Regions from separate parts of the Mus musculus genome. Here regions 2 and 3 are each linked to region 1. The links are chromatin loops, found by intact Hi-C in ENCODE. Cell type or tissue: left cerebral cortex. All regions are shown on one strand.

The links. Hi-C counts contacts between places; a loop is a spot of excess contacts. Peaks named below come from ENCODE experiments on the same cell type or tissue, not always from the same donor. Only the 100,000 strongest peaks of a DNase experiment are listed, where the experiment ranks them.
Region 2: it touches region 1 in a loop (7-fold over the local background); 7 of 42 quality-filtered maps call a loop at or near these places.
Region 3: a loop joins it to region 1, with 2.1 times the contacts of the local background. A loop is called at or near these places in 4 of 42 quality-filtered maps.

What each region holds. Positions count from the first base shown.
Region 1 is chr9:75,070,087-75,072,586 of GRCm38, forward strand. Myo5a (myosin VA) reads left to right here and starts at 1,120. Exons shown (of 41, transcript NM_010864.2): 1 at 1,120-1,573. The coding sequence starts at 1,547. In left cerebral cortex, a CTCF peak has its summit at 1,014; DNase peaks (open chromatin) are centred at 1,100, 1,316, 1,901 and 2,421; H3K4me3 peaks cover 2,251 bases; H3K27ac peaks cover 2,206 bases.
Region 2 is chr9:75,196,583-75,199,082 of GRCm38, forward strand. It overlaps Myo5a (myosin VA), which reads left to right. Exons shown (of 41, transcript NM_010864.2): 33 at 1,061-1,154. Among named protein-coding and RNA genes, the nearest start is that of Myo5c, 34 kb to the right of the region's middle. In left cerebral cortex, a CTCF peak has its summit at 943; a DNase peak (open chromatin) is centred at 854; H3K27ac peaks cover 2,500 bases.
Region 3 is chr9:75,134,574-75,137,073 of GRCm38, forward strand. Myo5a (myosin VA) reads left to right here. Exons shown (of 41, transcript NM_010864.2): 6 at 1,770-1,913. Among named protein-coding and RNA genes, the nearest start is that of Myo5a, 65 kb to the left of the region's middle. In left cerebral cortex, no CTCF peak of the experiment used is centred here; a DNase peak (open chromatin) is centred at 1,054.

The DNA.
Region 1 (2,500 bases):
GAAAGGATGGAATCCAGAAACATCAAAGTGGTGAACAGTCTTCCTTCAAATACCCACCTCATGTTCAGACATAACTAGGGAGTCAGGCTTGTGCTTTGACTGCCATTGTACTGGTCTCAGAACCATGTCTCTAAAATTTCACCATTCACAAGGCAGAGGCAGGAGGATGGCGAGTTTGAAGAAAACCCGGGCTGCTTAGTGAGACCTGTCTCAAAACCCAACAAGCCAAACAATAAAACTGGATTCCCATGATAGGCACTGGCCACAACTTAAGGTTTAAAGAAGGAAGATGGACACATTTTAAAAGGCTAAAAATTTTAAAGAGTATTCCAAGTGAGCACGAAAGTGTGGCTGGAGAGAACATGTTGGGATGAAAAAGACCACATTCCTGTGTCCGTGTAAGGGCACGGAATAGACTGCGTCAAGACTGCAAACACTTGAGTTTCTCTCAGTAGGTTGCCGTTTTCAGGTGACTCCAGGATCAGCATCAGGTAGTGCTGTCACGATCAGCAGAACAAAGGTCTCATTCTGAATGGTGGCGAACCTATGTAAACGCCCAAGTCTAAGATGGGCCATTTCCCAGTGCCATCTTGTTTTCAGGTTCATTGGAGTTTCTGTGTGTTAGAGGCCACCCTATGTCCTTGCATCACCAAGGGTGCAAACCCAAATGCAGAGTGACCTTGAGCATCCTTCAAATTCCGGGTGGTGCAGCTTCCCGCCCTGCCGTGAGCAAGTCTCTTCTGGAGTTGCAGGTTCTCAGAAAGGCCTTTCCCGAACCCTCCCCTACCTCAAGTCCTCTCCCTACAAACAGCAGGGCCAGGAGGAGCAGCCTTGAGGCTGCCGGGTCTACGCGGGCACTCTAACCGTCGCTACCTCGAGCGGGACGCGCTCCCTCACTGCCCCACCTTCGCGCACACTGTGGGGGGCCACTCCGCCAAAGCAGGTTTGGGATGCCAGCCGCATGGGCCGAGGATGCTCGGTGCCCGCCGCCGATGGGAGGCAGCGTGAGCCCGAAAGAGCCGGGAGGGATCGCGGTGGCAGCGCTCGAGCGCAGCCTCCTCCCGCTCCCACAATGCACAGGGCGGCGGCGGCGGCGGCGGCGGCATCGCGCGCCGCGGAGGAGACAGAGGAGGCTACAGAGACCAGGCCTCTAAGGAGGCGAAGCGGCTGAGGAAACTGAGGGAGCGAGGGGGCGCTGAGGACGCGAGGCGACTGAAGAGACCGCAAGGGCTGTGTGTGTGGACCAGGCGGCTTGGGGAGACTGAGGCGGCGACGGCCGCGGAGGCTGGTACCCGAGTCCCCCGAGCACGCGCCTCGGGCTCACGCGGCCGCCGAGCCCTGGAGGTGATGACTGTCAGGCTCCCGCCCGCCGCTAGCGCCTGACGCGCCCCGCCCCGGCCCGCCCGGGCCCGCCCGCCAGCTTGGCCCGCCCTGCCCGGCCCGGCCCTTCCCCTGCTCCCCGCCCGCCACCGTTTCACCCGCGCGGGCGGCCGCCACGCGAGCTGCGGCCTCCGCCTAGGCGGGGGGCGTCGGCGCTGGGCCCGCCATGGCCGCGTCCGAGCTCTACACCAAGGTAACGCGCGCCGCAGAGCCTTGTCCTGGGGAGGGGTCGCGCGGCCGGGACCGTGGCTGTAGGACCGGCAGGTTCCACCGGACTGCACCCCACTGCCCGGCTGTACCTCCTTGCCCGGCTGTACCTCCCTGCTCTGCCTCCCGAGCCCATTTCGGATGGGATGCTCTTGGGCAGATGCTCGGGCCGCTCTCCCGGGACTCGTGCTTAAAATAACGTCCTGTGCCGGTATGCGCCAGGCAGCAGCCTCTCGGGGAGATTATTTCGGATTCTGCAGTTATGGCCAGTCCGCTTTCACCTTTAGCTGCCGGGTTCTTGCCATTTGCCCTGGGGTGCGGAGCCTGTGGGAAGATGCAGCCCGGAGATGGCGAGCTTATTCTTAGGCTTCTTGGTGCCTGGGAGTTTGCAACCTGCGCGTTATCCCCGAGAGCCTCGTTAGCTCTGTGTCCTCACCCTCCTTTCCGGCGAGCCTTTCCCTTTTGGTCTTCATTTAGGGGAAGTGGCAGCCTTTTCAATCTTAAACCGACGCCCATATTCTCAGGGTCTGGTAATCTCTGAATGGCGTATTTTGGAGAGACTGTTTAGAAAATCTGTGTTGGGCAGTGTGTGGTGTATGCATTCATGGTATCTTATGTTACGGTTTCAATGGATGTTTTGCCAGCTAATGATTATTAAAATTACCTCTAATTCCACTCAACAGAATTGCCTTAACTTTTCAAGTTCATGTTTTTACATTTTTACCAGAATCTCTTTCTTCCCGTCTCTCTCTGTCTCTGCCTTTGTCTCCCTCTCAGGCACGGAGATTGAATGTAAGGGCCTCATGCATACTAGGTAAACCCTTTACAACTGAGCTATATATAGATAGCCCCAGCTTTCTGGACTCTTCTTTTAGCAGTTTGGAATCATCTCTTGCACACGTGACATCAATAA
Region 2 (2,500 bases), 130 kb after region 1:
AGTGGCAACCCCCAGCCAGCTCCACTGACTCATGTCTGACCTTTCGAAGCTTTCTTAGTCTGGTCATGCCCACTTCCCTCTTCCTGAGTATCTAACTGCCTGTCCTTGGAGAGAATTCTTTACTAAATAAAGCCAGTATCTTACCTTCCATTTAAAAACACAGGTTTTCTTTCTCTCTTTTTCACATTTTACATTAGGCACTCAAACTTCATTTTTTTTAAATATATATATTGTGCAAGATTTGTGGGTATCTTTTATTACCTGGCATTTGGGTCTTATGCCAGCAGAACCCCACTCCCACCCCGAGGCAAGCTTTCACTACAACCCAGGCGGGCCTTGAATTCTCTCTGACTTCCTGGTACTTGGGTTATAGTCATGTACCTTCATGCTATGTAGCAGAAAGTTCTTTATCCTTTTGTTGTTATTACTTTTTTGTTGTTTGATTTGGTTTTGTTTGGCTTGTTTTTTTAAGGCAGTCTCTATATGTAACTCTGGCTGGCCTTGAACTCACAGAGATCCACCCACTACTGCCTTCTGAGTACTTGAATTAATGGTGTATGCCAGAACACCTGGCTCAGCTTACTTTTAGTTTCCCCAACTTCTTCATGTTTCGTAGGCGTTAAGGCTGAGTTTAGAACAGGTAACGCATAGCTGTGCTTTACTCACGGAGGGTCAGTCTTTTCCTAAGTGCAGCTGTCCTCAGCTCTCACAGACCTTGTATGCACTCATCAGAGCTCATCTTTGCCCAGTCCCCCTCACAAGTGACAGTGAGTCTGAGATGTTTCCATAGGAGCCTGCTGGGAGGCTTCCATCACGCTGTAGGCTGTAGCTGTAAGGAGCTCACTGCAGTGTCAGCCTTGCCTTCACTCACCGCAGTGTCAAAGCCTTGCCATCACCGGAGCTGCACCTCCTTTGTCTGCCAGTTTGAGCCAGGCGGTGGCTCCACCTGCAGCTTTTATGTGAAACTAACAGTGTGTTGCTGTGATTCCATCTGTGCGCCCTTTGTGCCTGTGCTGAGCCTGTTCTCATCTTTCTGACATAATTCTCATTTTGATCCTAGGATCTGATGGAACAACTTGAAAAGCAGGATAAAACTGTCCGGAAACTGAAGAAACAACTGAAAGTCTTTGCCAAAAAAATTGGTGAACTAGAAGGTACTTAAACATTTTTTAACAGCATTTGTCAAATTTTATGTCCATTGCTAGTGACCTGGTAGAGAGTTACAGGTGAGTTTTTAGAGAAAATAATCAAAATTACTTTTGACAATCTTAACCTCTGCGGAATGAAAAATTCTTCTATGTATGGGAATAATTTTCCTAGTAACATAACAGTAAGTTACAAAGGGAGAAAATTCATTCAACAAACAGCTAACACATGCCAGAGTCTGCCCTAGTCAGTACAGCATGTGCTTAAGAGCAAGGATTCTAGAGCCAGCTTCTTGATTCAAGTCCTGTGCCTCTCTCCTACCTACTAGGCTCAGAATATGTGCGTGGTGCTGAGCCTCTCCATGCCTCAGTTTTCCCACATCCTCACTGGGAATGATAATGGTGCCTCTCAAACATGGTCTCTAAGAACTGAATGAGTTAATGTGGGCGGCACATCTGCAATAGCAACATACCTGCTACACACAATCTAATTGTTACCACTAGAGCTACAAAAGGGAATGTGGTAGAGTATCCTCAAAGAACTCACGACCTAATAAAAAAAAAGAAATTAATCAGGAAATATGAATTATAATTATAAAGAAACATGATTTTTAAAATCATTTCTATATAAAAAAGGTATGCTCCTTGAGAAAAAAATCCATGGAAGCATACTGCTGTTGTCCTGTGAGTTAGTCTGATCATCCAGCAAGTTTTATTGCGTGTGCCTAGGTGCTGGTGCAGTTGCAGGTGCTTGAGATCCAGCTGTGAGTGAGACCAAAGCAACCACTGAGTTCATTCCAGCCACCCTCTCACATCTCAAGGCACCTGAGGAACAGAACTTCAAAGATAAAATTCCCTTTAAGCCATTTTAACCACAAATGATGTGCTCATCCTGGCCATCTATCATATTCTCTACTTGTCATCTTTGTGACTCTCATGTGGCACAAAGGATAGAAAGAGCCCACCACTCCATCACACTGAGTCATAACTGTTCTTCCGTCTGTCTGGCAGTCCCAGTCAAGCCCTGCTCATTCTGTGGAACTAAAGGCACTTGTCACATCCTCAGAAGCATCCTGATCGCACCACCAACCTCAGGACCTGCTTTCTGTATTTGGTTCATACTTTCTATGGTTTTTCACTCTTAAATTTTTGGCAGTTTTTCTGTTTGAATTACTGGTTTCTATGCTTGACTAAGAGCTTTCTGGGCATGGAAATCACCTCTTATTTTTCACAGTTACAACAATGAACATAGTTTCTGACCTTTGATAACCCTTCTATTCTTGACTGAATAAATAAGTTTTAAAAATATTTAGAGCATATAGTGCCACAGATGTTAATGTCAAAGAGGTTATTAC
Region 3 (2,500 bases), 64 kb after region 1:
TTCTCTGTTTGCATATACTAATCCTGAAAGACTTTGTACAAGGGGCAAACGTTAATCTTATATGGAATAAAGCTATTCAGTGTTTAATATATGCATTGTGTGAATGCTTGTTCTTCTATCTACATTATGTTTTTGTTTTGACTTAAAAGAGTTACAGAAGCATGTCACTAAGTTAAAAAAGTAGATATATGCCATCAAAAATTTAAGGTTATGAACGATATTTAGTAGAAAGTTGTATTCTCAGTATGTGGTTGAAGATACTTACAAGTTAGATAAAACCATTAAAATCGATGTTGGGCTGTAGATGCTACTCATTTGGAAGAGTGCCTGCCTAACATGAACAAAGCCTTGTGCACATGCCTGAATCCTAGCACTCTACAGGTAGGGGCAGGAGGATCAGGAGTTCAAGCTCATCCATCCTCAGCTACATAGCAAATTCAGGGTGAACCTGGACTACATTAAGACCCTGTATTTAAAACAAGCAAACAAACAAACACAAAACAACAACAACAAAAACCAATTATGTTCTGGAGGGGTGGCTCTATAGATAAAGTGCTTGCCCTGTAAGCATGCAAATCAGGCTTTAGGTCTTAAACACCTCCATTAAAAAGCTGGGTTTAGCTGGGCAGTGGTGGCACATGCCTTTGATCTCAGCACTTGGAAGACAGAGGTAGGAGGGTTTGAGGCCAGCCTGGTCTCCATAAGTAGTTCTAGGATAGCCATATACTTTGTCTCAAAAACAAAACAAAACATAAAAATATAACCAAAAAAGCTGGGTTTGGTGGCTTACCTAAAATCCTAGTGCTTAGGAGGTAGAGATGGAAATCCAAGGGCAAGTTGGGTATTGAGATAAGCTGAATTGTCAGTAAGCTTTGGGTTGAGTGAGAAATCCTACCTCACTAAATAAAGTGGAGAACTATCAAGGAAGACAATTGACACTAACCTCTGGGCTTCATGTACACATGCACACACGTGTACAGTGCAACCTCACACACGTGCTTGTACACATACACACATTCACAGTGTATACAAGAAAGAGACATGTTTTTACTTCTGGTTTCTGAAAATGGCATTTAAATTGAATGCATAAATCCAGGCATGGTGACACATGCCTCTGCATCTGGGAAGTAGACGCCTGAGGATATAAGTTTAAGGCACCCTTAGCTATATACAGAACTCATGGCTGGCCTGGGCTATGTGAGATGCTGCCTCAAAATGTAATCAATCAGTAGAATGGATAATATTAATACTCTGCTTATAAGCAGTATCGCTTTTCCTCTTTTTGCTATAGGATAAAATGATAGAACTGGCTAGTTTCTAAAGAGACCTTTTATACCAAACTAGCATTTCCAGGAATTTTTTTCTTTGTCTTAATGATTTCATTTACATAAGGCAGTCTTCTGAGTGTTTGGAAGCTAAGGACAAGGCTTTGCTCTGGCAGCTCCAGCCCTATATATCTCTCTCTGCTGATGTGAATGTTTGCATACCCCAAATGGTGTATGAAAATTTCACCACTGCTGCGTCCATCAGTTCTGCTTCTGAAATGCATTTCTGTGAGAATAACAAGACAAAAGAAGACTATTGGTATTTACCTGTGTAGCTGGGGGCAAAGCAGACACTTGTGCTCCCTACAGGGGCAAAATTGGTTCTCATCTTTAAAGAATCACTAAAAATGGAAGAGTTGGATTCTATTCCTTCTCTCTCTGAGTAAGCTTTGTAAATGCCATGCATTGCCCTTCTAAGATCTTGATTTCTCTCTTGCTTCTTAGTCAATTGGAAATGCCAAAACAACCAGGAATGATAATAGCAGCCGGTTTGGAAAATATATTGAAATTGGTTTTGACAAGAGGTACAGAATCATCGGTGCCAATATGAGAACTTACCTTTTAGAGAAATCCAGAGTGGTGTTCCAGGTAAGCTGCATGCGCTGCTGTGTGTTTTAGGATTACTTTATAATTACTGTTATGTGACATTTTCTTGGGGAGATAGGAACAAACACCCAAAGAGAGCATCAAGTACAGAATACAGACTTTATTATGGGAGTCCACTGAATTCATTAGGCTTATCTACATAGATGGTTAACCTCAAAGCAGCTCTATCATCGTGAATTTCCCTCCATAGTGGGTGACAACCTCATGGAAACTGCATCATAGAGCCCCCTTCCAGTTAACCTTCTGTTTTTTGCTTTTTATTTCCTAGCATCTCCCAAGATCATTTGCACTGAGGGTGGACAGAACAGAAAGTGATGGCTGCAATCTCAGCTGAAGCTTCTGTGACCCCAATTTCCCTTTTTCTACTAGGGACTATCTCAGCTTCATCACTGTTACTTCACACACAGCTACTTTTTTAGGGTTCTCAATTAGTTTCCTTGGCCAACATAATTTCTTCTCCAAGATGATGGTCACTTTATGGCCAAGGAAAAAAATCCATACAAAACCACTATAGAGCCCTTGCTTACTAGTATGATATACTTTATTTCATAGAACTCTTGAGCATATTC